Regions from separate parts of the Homo sapiens genome. Here region 1 is linked to region 2. The links are chromatin loops, found by intact Hi-C in ENCODE. Cell type or tissue: endothelial cell of umbilical vein. All regions are shown on one strand. Links, peaks and the distances in the headings refer to the core of each region. The heading gives the core; the rest is flanking DNA.

The links. A loop is a pair of places that touch in the nucleus more often than their neighbours do. Peaks named below come from ENCODE experiments on the same cell type or tissue, not always from the same donor. Only the 100,000 strongest peaks of a DNase experiment are listed, where the experiment ranks them.
Region 1: it touches region 2 in a loop (4-fold over the local background); 5 of 110 quality-filtered maps call a loop at or near these places.

Annotation. Positions count from the first base shown.
Region 1 is chr7:82,800,489-82,811,405 of GRCh38, forward strand. It overlaps PCLO (piccolo presynaptic cytomatrix protein), which reads right to left. Exons shown (of 25, transcript NM_033026.6): 21 at 5,200-5,341; 22 at 1,030-1,103. Among named protein-coding and RNA genes, the nearest start is that of PCLO, 360 kb to the right of the region's middle. RefSeq lists an enhancer at 4,666-5,865. In endothelial cell of umbilical vein, for the core only: no CTCF peak of the experiment used is centred there; a DNase peak (open chromatin) is centred at 5,153; H3K27ac peaks cover 1,725 bases.
Region 2 is chr7:82,736,126-82,747,042 of GRCh38, forward strand. No RefSeq gene overlaps it. Among named protein-coding and RNA genes, the nearest start is that of CACNA2D1, 300 kb to the left of the region's middle. In endothelial cell of umbilical vein, for the core only: a CTCF peak has its summit at 4,319 (motif pointing right); a DNase peak (open chromatin) is centred at 4,336.

The DNA of each region.
Region 1 (10,917 bases), core at 1,950-9,949, 65 kb after region 2:
TTAAATGAGACAGTGCATGAAAAGTACTTAGAATAAACTACTTAGAATAGTTAAATGTATAGAGAGAGGTTGGAATGACACATGAAGGACTATAGGGCTACTAGATTTTATTTATTTTATTTTTTGAGATGGAGTCTCCCTCTGTCGCCCAGGCTGGAGTGCAGTGGCGAGATCTGGGCTTACTGCAAACTCTGCCTCCTGGATTCAAGCAATTCTCCTGCCTCAGCCTCCTGAGTAGCTGGGATTACAGGTGCGTGCCACCACGACTGTCTAATTTTTGTATTTTTAGTAGAGATGGGGTTTCGCCATGTTGGTCTCGAACTCCTGACCTCGTGATCTGCCCACCTCGGCCTCCCAAAGTGCTGGGATTTCAGGCGTGAGCCACCGTGCCCAGCCAGGGATACTAGATTTTATCACAGTATTATGAAAGGTAAGCTTGTCATCGTAAAGCTTATAGATACTCCTTTTATATGTTTGCTGACGTCAAGGATTTTTCACATTTGGTAATAATTTATTATTTGTTTAATAAAACGAAATTTGAACTTAAATTTGGTTTGTCTTTAGAAGTTAGTTTAGCAATTAATTTTTCTGTAAAATGATTTTTACACCATTAATTTCTTCTCAGCTTCGTATATTTAAGAATTTCTATGGACTTAAATGAGGTTCCATGATTGATTTTCTATTTGCATGATATTTTAAACAAAATATATGTTATATTTTTAAGTTCAAGATTTCCCTCCCACCCTGGGAAAGTCTTCTGAGTCTTTTTCATGTCATCCTTCTCATTTTTCTTTCTCTTTTAATTTTTCAGTACCCCAAGTTACTTTAATGTTAAACACAAATGAGAAAATTGGGGAATTGTAAAATGAATACAGTCATTCTCATTTAATAGATAATGATATCTTACTACCTATTGCTTTTGCCATTAGTTTGTAACATTTAAATTCATGTTAAAAGAAAAACAACTGAAACACTTATACTGTAGAATGCAGATTCAGCCAAAATCCAATATTGTAAATTTTTACTTACCTTCAGTGTCTGCTAGTCCTACTCCTACCCCTGGCTGTTTTACAGGCTCTTGTCCATTCTGTCCCATCTTCCCTCTGTTTAGAAATAAAATAAAATGATATATTCAGTTATGATCTCATGAATGCAAAAGAGGCTAAATTTGCATAAATAAAATGACATTGATAGTAATGGCAAAACCTGCAATTACTTTTGCACAACCGAATATTTTTGGACTTGCAATAATTATTTGAATGGCACATACATACACAGTTAATTGCTCTATATCATAATTTTAAAATGTGAACTTGTTTATTATTCCTATTCAGGCCAAACAATATACCTCAACATTCAGTAGTTTTTATTTGTAGACTATTTATCAAAAAATAAGACCATCATGACATTTAGAAATTTTGTTTTAGAATTTTTTATTTATTTCTAACTCAACAATGAGAAGGGGCTTTATATTTTTATATGTTGTACTGATGAGTTATTCCAGTTTTTTTGGTAAAAAGAGCAATATTGAATTAAATAATATATAAAAATGATATTTTAATAAAATATTTCTTATTTCATGTATTTTTTTTTCAACTCCTTTCTGTGTTTTCCACTGTGTTGAGCAAACTGGCTTTTGTAGTCAGGCTGCTTGGTCTCTGTTTCTGGCTTTGCTATTTCTTGCTATGGGTAATGTAAGGCAAAGTACCTGGTCAAGACTGTTTCTCCTTTTGTGATATAAAGATAATAATATTAGCTACATTTTGATTATGAAAAAAAACACATGAAAAATGCGTGAAAAGGGTTAACAGAGTGCCTGAGAAATAATAAGCATTCAATAAACATGACATATTAACAGGTAGGCATGCTCGTAGTAGCCTTAGAATTCAACCAAAATCTGCTAATCACTTTTAGTTTTCAGCTTCAAACTTTTTGGAAAGTCAACTAGATGAAGAATTCAGGATACTTTGAGGACTGTAAGCTTAGAATGTTAATAATTTAACAGCTAAAGGACAGTAGACCACTTCTTATTTCTTCGGCTAGAGAAAAAGCTACATGGCACATGAAGAAGTTTGGAATTTGCCTTTATATGTGCTTAGATAAGGCGTTCTAAAAAGATGGAATAAAAAATTGTTACAGAAAGATGCTTGAACAAAAGAGCATCTTGATACTGCACTTTGTAGACAACACTTCTAGCATAGTGGGATTTACTAACAATTAATTATAACTTTCATAGGAAGTATTTGGTTTGCTAGACCTGCTGAAAATGTAACCATATTTATTTCTTAATAATCCAATTATATCTTACTTGAAAACTGCTCTAAAGGTCCTCTTATTCTACTTCAGAGAAGGTGCTGAAATGTTTCCGCACATAATAAAAGAACACATGTAAATTCAGAAATTATTTTATCTCAAAAGCCATTACATTGTTCCATTATAATAATTCTAGGTTAAAGGTTTAAGTACAAATTTTTATTAAGTGTGTATGTGAGGGACCAAGTTCATGCAAATTAAGCAATTTCCAACATTTCCATTTTACCATATATATGTTAAACCATGGTCTGCATGGTCAACATCTGCATACATATTTAAGTAACACACAAAATTTTAGCTTATGTAATTGCTTCATCAAGATTCAAGACAAGTAGTTAAGAAAAAAAAAAGAACTCTGCTCTATCTGTTAGCATTAGAGGGGAAAAAAAGCTTAATAGCAGTAATCTTACTTTTATCAGTACGCTACACTGGTAGAGTGAACCAAAACATACCTTGTTGCTGAGCCAAACTCTATTGAAAGTGCAGGTCTTTTTAGTATTGGTAATCTAGTAGATCAGAATACTAAAAAATAAATATTCTTATACTATCCCAGACTTTTAAAAAGTAGTTACTGTAAGTCTTAGTAATTGTAGTACAAGTACATTTTGATAATTTTTGGGGTTGTTCTTGAGTCTTAGACTTTATATGTTAATGGTGATACCCAGCCAGTCTTTGCTTTCAATTGAAACTGATTTTAACATAGGTACTTAGCCAATATGTGTAGTAAGTACATTTTGAAGATTATACAAAAAACTTTCATAGGATTGTGAAGCTAAATTAAGTGCAAAGGAAATGTAACTGTGAGTCGTGTGAAGGATGTGGTTTCTCTGAATTCCCAATGACTACACTTTAGCTCAGAACATTCTGGCTATACATTTTATAATTTATATTTTTAAATAATCGCTAGATATTTATTAAACACTTTTACTAGCCCAAGCTATAATTTTATTAGATACAATGGGGGATATAAAAGAACTGCCAAATACTACTTCTTACACATATCCTATAATGGTTTTCAAAAGTAAATATTCGTTGTGCTCATATGGCAAAGCAAGAGTCTCCTAGACAGTTGTGAGAAGCTTTGATTTACAAGAGAAACAGGAAAATGGGAAAAATCAAAATTAGAATGTGGTATATATATAAAATACATAATCTACTTATACTGCAGACATTCAAATATTGACAAAATGACATATTTACTTTTTGGAATTATAACTTTACCATCAGTGTTAAATTATATATTTTGAAAGGTGCAGAAAAATTGGAAGGATAACAAATTATGTGTGGTTTAAAACCTTTCTAAATTCACATGACATTTACAGCTTAGAAAGAAATTTAAAGAATTTGTAGAAATTCTTTTCTGTCAAATTGGATCATCAGAAGTCAAAGACCAATGGGATTAGATTTCTTTTAGGAAGAATTTCCAATAAAATATAACTGATTAAGTACAAATAACTCTATTGAATCCATAGACTAAATCTCATAAAAGAAAAGAAAGCTAAGATGGACAGGTGATACAATAAGAATTTGCTTAATTTAAATTGAAAAAAATGTAGTTCAAAACAACAAAATGAACTCGTTTTTCACTGTAAAAATCTATTTTCACTAATGCTTTGCTTTTATAAACTGAACCATTATCAAAATATTATAATTGTTGTGGACATCAGAAGGAAAGATTTATAAGAACCTTTATTTTAAAACAAAGAGAAATAGACAATCCACCCCCTGAAAAGTCTTCACTTAGCATTGGAGAAAATGAAAAAGACCCTTTCACAACCCAGCTCAGGGTTGGCAAGCTCTGCAACGTGCCAGTTAGTAAATATTTTAGATGGGCTGTATTCTAACGACTTAATTCTGCCCTGCAGCACAAAAGCAGCATCAGGCAACACAGAGCTAATAGGCACGGTTGTGTTCCAATACAACTTAGTTTATATTCACTGAAATTTCAATTTCCTATAATTTTCAAGTGTCACAAAATATCACACTTCTTTTGTTTTTTCCTACACTTTCGAAAATGGAAATGCCATTTTTAGCTCACAGGTCTTAGAAAACCAGGTGGTAGACTGCTTTTGCCCTGGCGTAAACCCTGGGACCTGGGTGGCCCAGTGGTATTTTCAAAATCCAGAAGACTAGTTAATGGGCAGGAAAAGGAAAAGTCAGGAAGTTTGGATTTTGTTATTGGAACAGACATAATCTACATATTTATCTTAAATGCCACCAATATGACCAAGGCGATTCTAACACATTAAGTATGCTAAAGTTTTGCATTTGATTTGCAAAATGACTTTTTTTTTATTTTGAGGCTTAACATTATGAGTGATTCTTATTCCAAGAGTACCTACTCAGGGACCTATGCACTACTCGGTCTTTGTTCTAGAAAGTATGGAAACACTTCGAAACCTTCAATGTTAATTGTAGAAGGATTTATAGTTGAAAAGTCTGTATGATTATTCACTATGTCCTCTATTTCAAATATGATATATGGATTCTTTGAATATGTTTAAATATCTCCTGATTCAAGGTAAATTAATATATGTTTGTCTCAAATACCAGTAATGTTTGTATTTGGTCATTATGTGATTAAAACATTACTGTATTCCTGCTGAACTTTATTCTGGCATGGCTAAGTGATTAGCAGTTTTAACATCAAATACAGATTGTATTGATTAAGTAGTTCTGGCAGTGACTAACATTTATCCTTAGAATTAACTGAATTATCCAATCTTTCTTGAACTATCTATTTTTACATAGGCATTAACAGTTCAAGTGTCTCAGGGACAATGACTCAGAATTGGGTAATTATCCAGTTATTTCCTGTTAACTGTTGAGAATGCCTTACTCATGATGCTGAGTAAGCTTTGTAGTAACAAAAAGAGACCCACTTACATCCTCGGAATAGGAAATAGATTAGTCTCCCCTGCAGTGCTGCTGCTTCCTTCACTGTCCACGCTATACCCACTGCCAAAGCTGCTGCCCGAGGAGCCGGTGGACACAGAGCTTTCTGCAGGCCGGTGATTGGGAGGCTTTGCTGCATGGTGTGGGAAGATTCAACACCACAGTCAATAAATGAAGCTGACATTGATCTACAAATGCATCATTATACATCTTCTTAATTTACATGTGACAAGAAACAGCTACTGAAGAACTCTACATTTTTCAACCCGCCTTTTCGTTTCCTTTACTGATAATGAATGGTGGCAACAATAAATTATTTTACTGTTTTTATTGGACATCAAGGAAAAGCAATCACCTTTAGGGAAAAACACATTTAATTTTTAGACCAAGTTAAATAGTATGTAACTATGCTACTATTATTATTTTTGTGGTTTCTTTGTACAGTATTGCAAAAATGATATGGTAAATAAAAAGAATTTTGGCTATTTCATGGAGAAAAGAATTTAGAAAGACTTGGGTAGATAGAAATGGCAAGATAAAGAAAATTGCTTATTTTTTTCCTATTACTAGACTATAATCTGTTTTTCTCCTTAGAAACAAAAATGCAAAATAGAATTTTAAGAAGTGATTGAAAATTCTGTTTGTTTGTATGTACCTCTGCCTACTATCTCCAGCAAGGTTTTAAAATTTAAAGATATTTGTTTCTTTTCAGGCATTTCCTAGTTTATCATTGAGACTTGTCTCAAGAATTTCCTAAGTTTGATATTTGAATATAAGAATCCATATTCCCATACAGACATTACAAATTTGTGCAATAAATTATGCAGTAGGGGTATAGTACTAATATTGTTGTCAGATTTGAGAAGAAATTTTGATGCAAAAAGAAGGAAGATAAGGCAAGTGTTTCCCTGATTTTGCTGGGGAGAAGTTTCTCTAGTAAGTTTTTGAAATCGTTGATATTTGTCTTCCGCCAGAGAGAGTGAACTTTTCGGTCACACCGATCTGGTTTTGACTCCCAACCCACTCTTTAGCAACTGTACACTGCTTTTCTCATTTGAAAACAATGGGAGTCAGTAATGCCTACCTCATAAAATTGTGATTATGAGGAGTGAGATATGTAGGAGCCCAGTAACTTACTCTTCTTCCTCTTGTGATATTATTTGCCACATCACCACTCTTCTCATGGGCTTTACTGTCAACAGCTGTTTCTTACTGTCTTTGAGCTTAAATAGTCTTTGACAATGAATTTAACTCTATTCTCTTCTCAAGGTATCCCCACTCTTCTCAAGGGCTTTACTGTCAACAGCTGTTTCTTACTGTCTTTGAGCTTAAATAGTCTTTGACAATGAATTTAACTCTATTCTCTTCTCAAGGTATCCCCACTCTTCTCAAGGGCTTTACTGTCAACAGCTGTTTCTTACTGTCTTTGAGCTTAAATAGTCTTTGACAATGAATTTAACTCTATTCTCTTCTCAAGGTATCCCCACTCTTCTCAAGGGCTTTACTGTCAACAGCTGTTTCTTACTGTCTTTGAGCTTAAATAGTCTTTGACAATGAATTTAACTCTATTCTCTTCTAAATCTAGATGTGTTCAAACCTACAGTTCTACTTAGAGTCTTTTTTCTTCATAAATGCGTCCCTATCCCATTAGGAGTTTATTAGCCAGTTGGATAGAGTTATACTAATGGGTGAACAGTTGATAATCATTTCACGATCCTAAGATATCTACATATTTCTTAAGGATATGTATAAAAACACAATTATTCTTAATCTGGTGGAATTTTAACCAATATAATAACCACATGAAGTGAAACACATAAACATTGTGTGGGAAACCATTTGAGGACAGGAAATCCACCCTCAGGGTAGCTAGGATCAAGTCTTGCAAAGGATTTAACTTTTCCCCCATTTCTTCACTTTTTCAATTTCGTCGGTAGCAGGTTCTCTAAAGCCACAAGGAATTTTTATATATATTCCAGTGGTAGTAGGATCCCTTCCCGAGAATAGGGAACAAGAAAGAAATTGTTAATAGTTAGTCAATTGTATATCAGATGTGTATAAGTTAGAAACGGCTATTTAGGAAAATGTGTTCCTAACTTATAGACATCTGATATACAATTGACTAATTGAACTGAATGCTGTTAAACAACCAGTCATCAAGGAATTGCTAGTAACCCACAGGACTGGATTTGTGGAAACAGAATAGTTATGTTTCTGAATATTTTCTTTATTTTATGTAGAAGAAACCCAGATGGTGTAGTTAGTGTTAAAAAAAACTTCTTAAAAGAATAATTTTAAAAATGTAAAGGTAATGTGAGTAGGATGTAAAATGATGGACATGTATAAAGTAGATTAAAATGCATAACCTACATAATGAGTCAGATTAGTCAATTGATTATAAACAAAAGAAAGCTGTCATACTTTTTGATGGGATTCTATAATCCAATTCATAATTTTTAGTATGACATTGAATGGAAGACATTAATTTCATCAATTGGAAAATCACAATTTACTATTTTCAAAGATAAACCTTAATTATTAGACACTAATATTCAATCAATTTATATTTATTAAATTAAAATAATTTTAATTCAAGAGCAAACTCACAATGAACAAAAATAGCTACATTATAAAAATGATTTATTATCTATGTTTCAAAATCGTCCATCCTTTGTTTTGTCAACTTTGGTTTTACCTGATGCGATTTTTAGTTCTATTCCTCTTCTGGAAAAGTTGAGAAATGTGTACAGAATATAAAATAGCATAATAAGAAGAAAGAAACAAAGCTAGAAATAAATTTAAGAAAAGACAGGTTTTTTTTCCATCTTGCCAATCTCTTTGAATAGAATTCTCATTTTGAAAGCCTGTGCAAGTGTTGTCAATATTTTAAATGCAAACAAATAACATTTTATAAGAAATATTAAAAAAGAAAACCAAATCCAGGGGACATTTACCTATGATGGAATCAGTCTAACATCTCTGCAAAACATGATTACATCTAAGGTTCTGTCTATGGAAATTTTAGGCAGTTAGAAATTAGGTGAATAATTCAAATGAATCTAGTTATTTGGAGTTATCACAACAAAACATCCGGTGCTGGATTAAATTCTGTATTCTTAACTTGGTATCTAAGTGTAGTGCAGAGATATATAGCCTCACATTTGGTTAGTTTCTGAAAAATGAATTAAATTAAAACACACAACAGATCTTTTCTTCTTGCTGGGCTGTATCTGCATATCATAAAATGTGATAAAACAAAAAATGGAGAGGTTTTGATAAGCTGGTTCTAAGAATCCGTATTTTAATATATCTTTTCCAGATACTTGAAACATGTATTTACTCATTTCTTTCTCTTGAAACAGACTTCAAGAAATAAAACATCAATTCTATTAAATTGAGCTAAATCTGCATAAAGGCAAACTTTTTTTTAACAAATAAAGTGTATTTAGGACTTTATTATCTGAGGCTGGATCTTAGGTAATTTCAAGACATCTAATAATTTCCACCACATTCTTTATTTTGCCTCTCAAAAGAGTTTTTTATTGGTCTGGTCTTTCCAAATATATCTCTTGTAATTCTCCTTCAAACACTTTACATGGAAGCCCTCTCAGTCCATTCACTCTGGCTCCCTTTGGTTTGGCTTTTTTCTTTCCAACTTTACTAAGCTCTCTTTTATCCCATCACTTTCTTGTATCTAAATTAAAGTTATCTGTAAAGGCCTAGCTCAGAAATCACCTGCTTCATGCATTTTTCCTCATTCTCCCATTCAGAAGTGACCTCTCCTATGTCTGGACTCTTGTAGCACATACTCTGTCGTTATTGGAAGCAAAGCCTATGTTTTCTCCTTGGTAACTTCCTTAAAAGCTTGTCCCGGAACCATGTTTGAACAATATTTAATGAATAAGTAATAATAATAATAATACATTAATACTTCTTTCCTTTAACCAATCAAAACATCTGAATGATTTAGTAGATAATTTCACTTTTTAAATCAAGCTTTGTGTTTTATACAAATCATAAATTTCTCAACAAGAAGTCCACTTGATATGGAAGCTTTTTTTCCATGTTCTTTGTCAAAGAAACTTTAGGGAGTCATTTTTTTTAGCTTTTAAAATCAGAGATAACTTTACTCTGTCATACTGTATAGAAAAAGGTGATCATTCAACTATATTTTTTAACCCCAATCTCCCAAAACACTGGTTTGATTGAAGGAAATATTTAATGAGAATACACTAACCATCAGAGATTATAAGCTTATGAATTTCAAAAAGTTCATAATCACAAATATTACATATATATTTAAAATGAAAGTGACAAAAGAAAATAATATGTAGAGTAACATTCTGTGGGAGCCAGCACTATTACAGACTCTAGAACTTGTCCTGATCCCATGTTTGTATGTAGGTAGTTGGAGAGCTCTGGGTTATATTTAAGTGTAATATATCTCTATTTTTTATGTTATTGAGGGAAATAATATTTTAAACACACTAAGTATAATCTTCCATAATTTTATAATTTCAAAATCAAAAATTTAGAAATATTCAACTTCTGCTTTATTCTTCCAACTCTTTTAATTAGAGTTTCAGAAACCAAGGACCTACTATGTGTGAATGTATTACACACCTGTGTATTACATATGAAAAAAGTTTATATAAACATTGAGAGGCTTTTCTTAGTAATAAGATACATCTTTGGGGCCATTTTTTATGAATTACATTTTTGTGTCTACTTTCTTTTTGAAATCTTAAGTGTATTACTAAGTACCAAGTAAAGGAAAGAGTGGATGCTATAAATATATGATAGAATCAGCTCACTCATAGAAAGGGTCCTGTGCCCTAAAAGAATAAATCTTAGAACGTTGAATCATTTTTGTAACTCAATTAATTGAGGGGGCATTTCAGGTAAACAAATGTTACCTTCTGTGATGCAATTCAATCTGTTTTAAATTATTCTTTGACCATTTCACTTTCTTTGGCTGTTAGATGGTTCAACATCATTGTGTTTTATTACTCCATTGTGGCTAACCTTAATTAAATCGGTAGTGTCTCTTTGACTGCACATCTGTCTTCAATTAGTTTGCTCTGTTGGCTTTTCTTCCCTCTACCACACAGTACTTAAATATGCAAAGCTATCACTGTACTTACCACATGATGGCAGCACTTTGCTCTGAGAGCACGGATTAAATTGTAGACTTCACTTTTACTACTTTTATATCACATCCAGTTATCTGAAATTTAAAAGGCAAGGTCTCTGCCTATCCTACTAAATTCCAAAAAATTAGTGTTTGGAATGTAAATAGGTTGCTGTCTATGATGTTCCATTATTGGTTTTATATCTTTGGTCCAGCACAGAGCTATTTCCAAATATTCTGAGGAGTAATTTATTATGTAGGTAGCTTGTACTTTCCCAAATTACTTGGTTAATACAGTAGTAAATATCTTCCTAGATACAGTCTCTAAAATTTTAAGATTAACCGAAATAAAAAGCAATCAATAATTTTGTTTATTCCAATACTTAATGATGGAACGGAAATAACTACCTAGCAGTTTTAGAAATCAAGTATTTGGGAATTTTTACCCCCTGTAGCTAGCTTTAATTTAGCTAGTATTTACTTCAGGTACCTTTCTCCTCTCTTTCTTTGTTTCTTTCTCTGTCCATCCCTCTTTCCTTTCCTTCTTCCCTCCTCCTGTCTCTGTCATCTACCTGTTG
Region 2 (10,917 bases), core at 955-8,954:
AAGAGACAATGCCTAGTGGGCCTCTTTAGATTTTGGAGTTAACATACTACTCATTTGGGTGCGTCATTCCAACCCATATCAGGTGACTGTAAAAGCTGCTAATTTTGAGTGGGGCCCAGAGCAAGAGGGAGTTCTGCAGTAGGTCCAGGCTATTACTGTACAAGCTGCTCTGCTGCTTGAGCCATATGATACAGCAGATTAAAGTTCTTGAAGTGTCAGCGGCAGACAGACATGATACATGTGAATTTCAATACAGACCCTTAGGATTTTGGAAAAAGTCTTGCCATCCTCCACAGAAAATTACTCTCTCTCTCTTTTGTTTTTAGAAATGCTCTTGGCCTGTTATTGGGCCTTAGAGACAGAATGCTAAACCATGGGCCACCAAGTTACCACGGGACCTGAGCTGCTCATCATAAACTGGGGGTTATCTGATCTGCCAAGTGATAAAATTGGGTGTGCACAGCATCACTTCATCATGAAATGGAAGTGATATAGATTTTGATAGGCCTGAGCAGGCCCTGAAATCACAAGTAAGTTACATGAGTAAGTGACTCAATTGTCCGTGGTCTCTACTTCTGCTACATTGGCTTCTCTTTCCCAGCCTGCACCTATGGCCTCATAGGGAATTCCCTAGGATCAGCTAACAGAGGAATGGGACATTCAGGTCTGTTTTACAGATAGTTCTGCATGATATGCTGGCAGCACTTGAAAGTGGACAGCGGCAGCACTACAGCCCCTTTCTGGGACATCCCTGAAGGACAGTCGTGAAGAGAAATCCTCTCAGTGGGAAAAACTTTGAAAAGTGCACCTGGTTGTTTACTCTGCTTGGAAGGAGAAATAGCCAGCAATGGGATTATGTACCAACTCATGGACTATGGTAAATGGGTTAGCTGAATGGTCAGGGACCTGGAGGGAACATGTTTAGAAAATAGGTGACAAGAAAATCTTGCCGAGAGACATCAAAATGTGAAAGTATTTATGTCACATGTGAATGCTCACCAAAGGGTGACATCAGCAAAGAAGAGTTTTAATAATCAAGTAAATGAGATGTCCTCTTCTGTGGATACCAGTTAGCTCTTCCCCGCAACACTACTCAATGGGCTTATGAACAAAGTTGCCATGGTGGCAGGGATGGAGATTATGAATAAGCTTAGTAACATGGACTTTCATTCACCAAGGCTGACCTGATTGTGGCCATTGCTGAGTGCCTAATCTGTTAGCAGCAGAGACCAACAGAGTCCACCATTCACTGCTGGTGATCAGCCAGCTACCTGGTGCTAGGTTGATTATATTGGACCACTTCTGCCATGGAGGGAATATCATTTTGTTCTTACTGAAATAGACAGTGTAGATATGAATTTGCCTTCTCTGCATACAATGCGTCTGCAAAAACTACCATCCATAGATTTCTAGAATGCCTTATCCAGCATCATGGTATTAGACACAGGATTGCTTCTGATGCAGCTGGTTTGATAGAATGGTGGAATGGCCTTTTGAAGACTCAGCTACAGCACCAGCTATGTAACAATACCTTGCAGGGCTGAGGTGAAGTTCTCCATAAAACTGTATATGTCTGAATTATCTTCCAGCATATTGTGCTGCTTCTCCTATAGCCAGGATTTATGGGTCAGGAATGAAGGATGGAAATCAGAGTGGAACCACTCAGTATTACTCCTAGTGACCCATTAGCAAAATTTTTGCTTCCTGTTCCTACCACCTTATGCTTTGCTGACCTAGAGGTCTTAGTTCCAAAGGGAGGGATGCTTCCATTAGGAGACACAACATGATTCCATTGAGCTGGAAGTTAAGACTGCTATCCAGCAACTTTGGACTCCTCATGCCTCTGAATCAACAGGAAAATAAGGGATTTACTGTGCTGGCAGGGGTGAGTGATCCTGACTACCAGTGGGAAATTGAACTGCTACTCCACAATGGAGGTAAGGAAGAGGATTCCTGGAACACAGGAGATCCCTAAGGTTGATTAAGATCAATGGAAAATGACAACAACCCAATCTAGACAGGACTGCTAACAGCCTAAGTCATTCAGGAATACAGGTTTGGGTCATCTACCAGATAAAGGACCACACGCAGCTGAGGTGTTTGCTGAAGGCCAAGGAAATACAGAATGAGTAGTGGGAGAAGATAGTTATAAATAGCAGCTCGGACCATGTGACCAGTTATGGAAATTAGGAGTATTTCCTCCTTAGCTTGTTCTGAATATGTGTGTGTGTGTGTGTGCATAGATAGATAAATGATAGATGATAGATAGATAGATAGATAGATAGATAGATAGATACATAGATTTACCATAAGAAATTGACTCATACAATTATGGAAGCTGAGACGTCTAAGATCTGCTGCCAGCAGGCTGTATACGTCCCTTTGTTTTCTTTCCTTTCCTGTTCCCTTTTCATGTAACATAACATGTATTGACTTTATATCATATAATTTGTTTATTTATTTATTTATTTATTTTGAGACAGAGTTTCACTCTTGTTGCCCAGGCTGGAGTGCAATGGTGCCATCTCAGCTCACTGAAACCTCTGTCTCCTGGGTTCAAGTGATTCTCCTGCCTCAACCTCCTGAATAGCTGGAATTACAGGCATGTGTCACCATGCCCGGCTAATTTTGTATTTTTACTAGCGATGGGGTTTCACCATGTTGGCCACGCTGATCTCAAACTCCTGACCTCAAGTGATCTGCCTGCCTCAGCCTCCCAAGTGCTGGGATTACAGGTGGGAGCCACCATGCCCAGCTATATCATAGTATTTAAGTATTGTTAATTTTACATCTCAGTACTTAAGTTATAGGATATCAAGGATAAGAGTAAACACCCCTTAAGGACTTTGCCTCCTCTTCTGGGGAAGGGGTTGGTGCATTTTCAGTTCTGTGCAGGGTAGTTTTATCACGTTAGATGTTATTTTCTTTATTTGGAGATAAAATATGTTTAAGAAGATGCATATGAGTGCCAAACTGGCGAGGAGTAGATTTGTGATGGTTAAACTTTTGTGTCAACTTGACTGGGCCAAGGGGTACCCAGAAAAATCATAATTTCTGGGTGTGTCTGTGAGGGTGTTTCTGGATGAAATTAACATTTGAACTAGTAAACTGAGTAAAGCAGATTGCCCTTCCCAATGTGGTTGGGCCTCATCCAAATCTGCTGAAAGACCTGAGTAGAATAAAAGGCTGAGTAAGAAAGAATTCTTTCTCTCTGTCTTTGAATGGGGACATTGGTCTATTTCTGTTTTCGAACTCACACGGAAACTTATGCATCAGCTGTCTTGGTCCTCAGGCCTTCAAAATCAGACAGGAACTTACATCATCTGCTCACCTGGTTTTCAGGCCTTCAAACTTGACCTGGAACTATACCATCGGCTCTCCAGAGTCTCTAGCTTGCTGACTGCAAATTTTGGACTTCTCAGCCTCCGTAATTATGTGAGCCAACTCCTATGGCAAATTTATCTATCTGGATGTCTGTGTATCTATCCATCTACCTATCTATCTATTTATCTGTCTATCAATCAATCACCTACCTATCTCCTATGGCTTCTGTTTCTCTAGAGAACCCAGACTAATACAGATTTGAAAGGAAAAAAATGGATCTTAGTATATCCAGATTTTCTAAAACATGATCCTTTATGTTGATAGAAATTGTGTGCTTTTTTTGACATAAGATGCAGAGGAATAATAGTATCAGGATATTTTTTAAAAACTGCAAACAGACCAGTTTCTGTTTCCTACAGGAACTACTTTGTAGATCCTTTTAGAACAGCCTGAGTGAGATATTGGGGGTGTTGAATGGTAGAAAGCATTGATTTGGGTTGATATCAAATATATTTTTTTAAACAGGGGAACCTTCTCTTCCATCCCACTACACTACTACACTCTGCATAAAGTCACCTTTTGTGGAGGACAAAGGTCTCTGCAAAATATTTTGAGGGAAAAGATAAGAAGGGTATATTTGTATTGGATATAGATCTTCTACCTATATATCTGTATAGGTTGAAGAAAAGAAAAGAATAAAATACTTTAAATATAGATTTTGCTGTTACAGACCGGAAATGATGAATGCAGAAAGCTGAGGATCCAAAGCTGTCAGAAAAATCTGACTTAGCCTCATTAGATATTTAAGAAATAAAACATAAATAGATCACAGCAGAAAGGCTTTCATTTCTGAGGGACTGCTAGGCACAGATTTTGTGCATCTTCTCTGTTAACTGGGTCATCATTGATTAAAGAGTTTTTCTAGTGCACTTGGCATACTCATTCAGTATTAAACTGAACTCAATTCAACTGAACTCATGGGGCTCCAGCAGAGGGCGTGATTCACAAATGCTGGAGCAGGGGACTCTAGCAGAATATGTCTAGAAAAGCAAAGATGGATCTGGAATTTCCAGACTATTTCAACCTTTTCCTTTAGCAGCGTGCTATATTCAGGTAATCAGTAATTCAAGCTAATATGAAAGAACAATGAGAAGCAGTAAGCTGTATTTTTGGAGAGATATTAATTATTGTATAAAATATTTTAAAATATTCACTGGAATGGGGTTTTAAAAATAAATTGCGTTTTTCTTTAAAATGCATGGAATGTGTCTTCTTTTATCAACATTAGCTGCCTTATTGATATTGAGTCCAGAAGCTGAGGGAAGAAAAATAAACATTTTTTAAAAATGCCAAGTTTACAGCATATCTTAGGGAAGAAAAGTGACTGTAGTGAGCAAGTATCTATAGCTTGATAAGAGTTTTTAATAATGAATTCTAAACATCAGTAAATAAAACACCATTGAATAATAATGAACTTTGCTCCTTAGGTAAGTGTCTTAAAATACATATTTTGCACTTAAAACATCCAGATGTCAAAAATATTCAGGGACTATAGGGAAACTGATTGAGATGTTTAGGAATTAACCCCCATCATCAAGACCGCTTGGCCCCTTCTGATCTCAGAACAGCTTTCATAAAAATATTCTACTGTGAGTGCATGTCAGGGGTCTTCATGTCCAAGATAGGTTGAACTTCACGATGACTAGAATAAAACATTTCCCATAAGCGCTTCCTCTCTCCCATCTCCTGACTCAAGACCCCAACATTTGGTCTTGATGTTTCTGAGGACTATGGGTTTGAGTTGTTAGTTTTAACCTATAAGTATTTGGCCTTCAGCCCTGACTCTCTCCTACTGTGCATAGGAAGGAAACCAAAAACATTCAGCTCACATTGAGCAGTAATGCTTAACATATTAAAGGCAAAGTGATACTTTTAATGGTAATTTTTGATAATGTTATTGATGGTAGCGATGATGATGATGAAGGACAACTCTAACAAATAGAAAAAAAAAAAGAACAGAAGAGAGCATAAAAAGTACCCAATAGAATGGCAATAGGCTAGATATGTTTGAACTGAGACCCTAGACCTCAATGAAAACAGAATAATTTCAATCTCAATTACATCTATCAATGTATCTAGTTCCTGGGATTTTTTTCTTCCCTGGGAGAAGACACACTTTCAAATTCCACTTTATGAGAGTACTAAACAATTGCAGAGGCAGCAGCTCTGAGCATTCCTTTGAAGTATGTACTAAAGAGGCATTTCAAGCACTGCTAAGAGTATGCTGCACCATCATTAAAAGCCAACATTAAAATTCAGAAATCAAAGGCATGTTTACACCAGGCTAAACCATTTTTTTCTTACACATTAAAAGAACATCAAGCTATCCAAAATGATTTAGTGAAAAAGTTCTTTTTTTTCTTGTTTACCCATCAACTAAGAAAGCACTGGGCCAATGTTATTCTAGTTATCTCAGCATTTTTAGCATTCTCTTTGTATAAATTTTTTAAAAGGGCAAACTTCACATATACAATATCATACTTGGTATAAGAAATAGACTATTTGAGGAAACCAAAATTATACTTAAAACATACTAGGAAGAAAATAATGGTTATTGCTCTCCAAGATAGAATGGAATATGAGGTGCACTGATTTCTAATTCCAAACTGAATCCCATTTTTCCCTATGGCCTTAAGTTTTAATTGCCATTAGATTTCTCTATCCTACTTTTTCATATTTTATAAAGAGTTCTTGTAAATGACATGCTGTGGTGGCTGTGGAAATGTCCTGCTCAGATCTTCATAAAAACCTCCTGTGGGAGGGTAGTTGATCAACAATTTCTAGCTGCTCCCCTCCTGAGCACTGAGGCCACACATCCTATAAGCTGCTCCCAGACAATGGTCAAGCACAGCAGGGTAGAACCAGTCCATGCCTGCTCAAAGTGACGCCTCCTCTAATGAACGCATTTTCTTTGAAGCGCCCTCCACCACCTTAGTGTGCCCAAGAGTTTTTCAGAACAGTTCTGCAGTCTGAAGGAGTCCTTCCTTCCCAGTCCTTCCTTTTCTTTTCATTCTTTCTTCACAGTCATGATGTTTCCATCTCGGTCTGAAGGCTCTTCCTTCAAAGGCAATACACCCGCAAATCCCTTGGACATCCAATCCTGTCCTGGTGTCTACTCAGAGGACCCAAACTGACACAGAGAGTGGTCTGAGAAAACAGGTGACAAGAAGGGGGTTGTGGGGACTGGATCATTCCCTCTCCAGTTGGCAAATAAAGTACCATACTGGACTTAGCAAGATGTCTGGCTTTTGAACAGAAATCTTCATATCACCAGCGATGAGAGAGAATTAAATATGGGCGATGATGAGAAGGGCAAGAAGATTTTTGTTCAGAAGTTCTTCCTGGTTTAGTCTTGGGAGGGTGTATGTGTCCAGGAATTTATCCATTTCTTCTAGATTTTCTAGTTTATTTCCTTGGAGGTGTTTATAGTATTCTCTGATGGTAGTTTGTATTTCTGTGGTATGTCTTGTGACTTTTTTTATGTGTGCCATGATTTAATAGATCTCATACATCAGAATTCTGATCATGAATGACTGACAGAATATTTTTCTTGGGCAGTCCTGACTTAACTAAGACTGGCTTGTGGTTAAATTAATATGTTTGGTTTTTTGAACGTTAATAGTAATTCTGATTCAGTAAATGCTATCGCTGTTTTCGTCTTCTGAAGATATGACTGGACTTTGTTAATAATGTTCAACTTTCCACAAAGACGGTGCATGCCATCTTAAAATCTATTAGAGATTGGTTTTATATTCAGATGTATATACTTGTTATATGACTATATTTAAATACTGGGGAAATCCCCCCTTTTTCTCAGAACCAAGCAAGACTCATTTGTGTTTTGTGTTATTTGCCTCCTAAAGGCTGGGCTGAAGATAAGGTGGCAAAGTCTACTTTATCTTTTTGGTTTTAACTATACCAACCTAATTAGAATTTCCTGTATCTAAAATGGTTCCTTGGCCAGGTGTGGTGGCTCATGCCTGTAGTCCTAGCAGTTTGGGAGTCCAAAGTGGGTGGATCATTTGAGGTCAGGAGTTCAAGATCAACCTGGCCAATATGGTGAAACCTCATCTCTACTAAAAACACAAAAATTAGCCAAGTGTGTTAGCACATGCCTGTAATCCCAGCTACTCAACAGGCTGAGGCAGGAGAATCGCTTGAACCCAGGAGGTGGAGGTTGCAGTGAGCCGAGATCGCACACCACTGACCTCCAGCCTGGGCAACAGAACAAGACTCTGTCTGGAAAAAAAAAAAAAGTTTCTCGTACTTATTGAAAGGCATTTTAGTGTGGTGTGTGTGTAATATCAAATAAAGAATATTTAACACTTGAAAAGGAAATACATCATCTGAAACGCAAAGCATAGATAATTTCTGAATAAGGTGGCAGCCCAATTGCTGCTGATTTCAGGAGTGATGACTTAGGAGAAGTCCCCAGGGAGAGGAATGTCCTTGGTGTGAGGATCAAGGCATTTGAAAGACACAGAGTGCACAATGCCTGTAAGGACAGCAGAACTGACTATTTACTACTAAGTTGAAGTGTTGCTTTATAGAGGTATAACGATAAATGATAAGGAAGTTGACAAATTCGTAAAGTTAGCTGTGATAGCCAGAGGCCCTTTGTGGTAGTTTAGGAAGAAGCCCTTACTCCCTGCAATGGAAGAGCTGATAGTTGCTGAGAAGCAGACCCGGGGTTTCATAGTGAGAACTACAGAGGCTCCAGAGACATTTTAACGTTCAGCAAAGACAGTACAGGTTTCCCTTAAGGTTAGGGCTGTGGTTAGGATCTCTGGAACCCTACCAGATAGAATTGGAACACCTGAGTCAACGCTGACCGGGATGGCTTTAAAACCCCTGAGGTCCTCTCATAATCCAGGAAAGTCTTTCTTGAGGACTTAGAAGCCACTCTTTTGACATGTAATTTCGAGGAAAGATAGTGCACCTATCTTTCAGTTTCTGTGTGCGAATGGGAGCCTAACTTTTATGGGCACCAATTAGCAAACATGGATGGCCTAATAATTGAGAAAAAACATTTGCAAACTCAGGATTAGCACATCCCACTGATCAACCGCCCAACCCCCACCCCATGTCCTCCAGCACTTTTCCAGTAGATCATCCCAGTTCTGAAAATTCCTCCTTCTCTTTGTTTCAATAGAGTTGACTTCAGACGACCTCTCTCTTCTGTTTTAGCAGCTTTGAATAATGTCTTCTTTGCCTTCCAGTGCAATTTTTACTTTGACCATATCCCTGAGAATTGTGGCTTTTCAGACCCCTCTGACCCTCAGAATTTGCAAAAGGGAGAAGGCTGTCCCTCCCTAGTAAGAGCTAGTACTGCTCCCCCACAGGAAAAAGCTACAGAGCAGCCTCTCCTTTGCAAGACGACAGGTGACCTTCTCAAGAGTTGCCCCTCCTGCCTATCCTGATTATAAAGCTGAAAACTGTGACTGAATTCTAGCACAATCTAACTGGAGACATGCTGGGCTGATAAGGGAGAAATGAGTTTATAAACTGAAGGAGTTTCAGGTATATGCTACAATGTACAAACAGTAGCCAAGGGATCACCCCTGGGGTTAGGTTTGAGGGTGCTTGATCACGGAAGCCAGAGTGAAAGACTGAATAAGAACAATGGACTTGGCAGCACTTTTTTTGAGACATTTTATTTTATACCCTGGTAAGGACCCCAGAATACAGAACAAACTTTCTGCTAAGAGTGGCTCTTAAAAGCCAGGAATAAGTGATGGCCCTGGCCGAGCAAAGTGGAAATGCCTGGGTTGCCTGGCAGAAGCAAAAGGCTCAGGAATGTGGGCCTGATGGAATGCATGGCATGTAGGGCCAGAAGCCCCATTAAATGTTATGCTTCATGGGAGGTCACAGGGAGTCCTTCAGCCAACAGGAATCAATTGGTGAGGGCAGCAGCATCCATAAGTTCAGTGGCAGCTCATCTCAGAATGACGGGCAGTTGGATGGAGAGGGGCTCCCAGAACAGGTCTGATTAGTATTCATGAGCATGATGAGACCCTGAATAATTGAGGCTAAGTGGCAGGGCTTAACAGACAAAAGCAGGGGACACACAAGATTGGAGTAGTCAAGGGGGCTTGACCTTCAGGGAGTTATGGAGGTTGTTAATACAATATGGCATCACTAGGGGCAAAATAGATGGGTAGCTAATGAGTGAGCTGCTTGACATCTGCAATCAGAAATAAGCTAGAATGAAGAAGCGGGAGGCTGAGGCCAGTTGCCACAAATAAAGTTACAATGCTTTGCCTAGTTCTCACGCCTAAATTAATTTTGAGTTTCAGGATTCATTTACTAAAGGGATGACCATGTGCCCATAAAGGAACAAGTCTCCAATACAAAGCATGTATATACTGTAATGATTCCCCAAGTCTTTTCTCAAAGGGACTTCTAGTTATTTACTCATGTGACCATCTACTAGGAAAAAAGAAGTACTCAGAGGAATGTTGAACAGATTTCTGAGTTGACGTTGATACCTGGTGACTCAGTGAATCATCATGGCGCTCTAGTTAGGGTGGAGATTTACAGGAGCCACGTAATAAGTGGAGTCTGCTAAAGCCTGGCCTAGAGTGGATTCACTGTGTTCACAGACATATCTGGTGGTCATTTCCTGGTCTTCAATATGCAATTGGTATTTTACCTGGCATTTGGCATATTCCCCATGTTTGGTCTTTGGACTTCTTGGAAAGACCAAGTGGAAACCTCTGAAATTATTCTTCCCTCCTACCTGTACCAAGATAGTAAATCAGTGTATCTCTGGGGGACAGGGAGGAAAGGTAGAATAAACATGCCATTCAAGAGCTAAAGGTTGCAGGGATGTATGGCCCTAGCATATCTCTGCTTAACTTACCATTCTTCCCCATGGGTGAAATAAATGGATCCTGGAGAATAAATATAGACTATAGATACTGTAAGCTCAGCCAAGTAATAGTTCTTGTTGTAGCTACTATACCATGGGTGGTATTATTGCTAGAGCCGATATTAAGGCTTCAGGTAATGTAGTATGCAGATGTGGATTTTGCAAATGCATAATTTAAAAAAATTCTGATCAGAAAAAATCACGGAAATTTTCATATATGTGGAATGGACAGCAATATTGACTTACAGTTTTACCCTAGGACTATATTAACTCTTTCAACCCTTTGTCATAATATATTTAAAATGGATCTCAACCATCTGGACACTTCATAGGCTATTACATTGATTTGTTGATTTATTGTGATTTATTTATTTATTTTATTGATGACACTATGCTGATTTAGACAGTTCAAGAAACAGTGGCTAGTATTTTGGAAGCCTTGCAAAGACACATTTCTGAAAACTGCAATTTCAGTCAGGTTTTTTGGGGTCCAGTGATCAGGGGCATTTGAGGTATCCCCTGCAAAGTAAAGGTCAAATTTATGTATCTTCTTGCCCTTATCACAGAAAAGGAAGCACCACACCTGAAAGACCTTTTTGGATCGTGGCTGGAACACATTTTGAACTTAACAATATTGTCTAGCCCTTAAGTCCAGTGATATG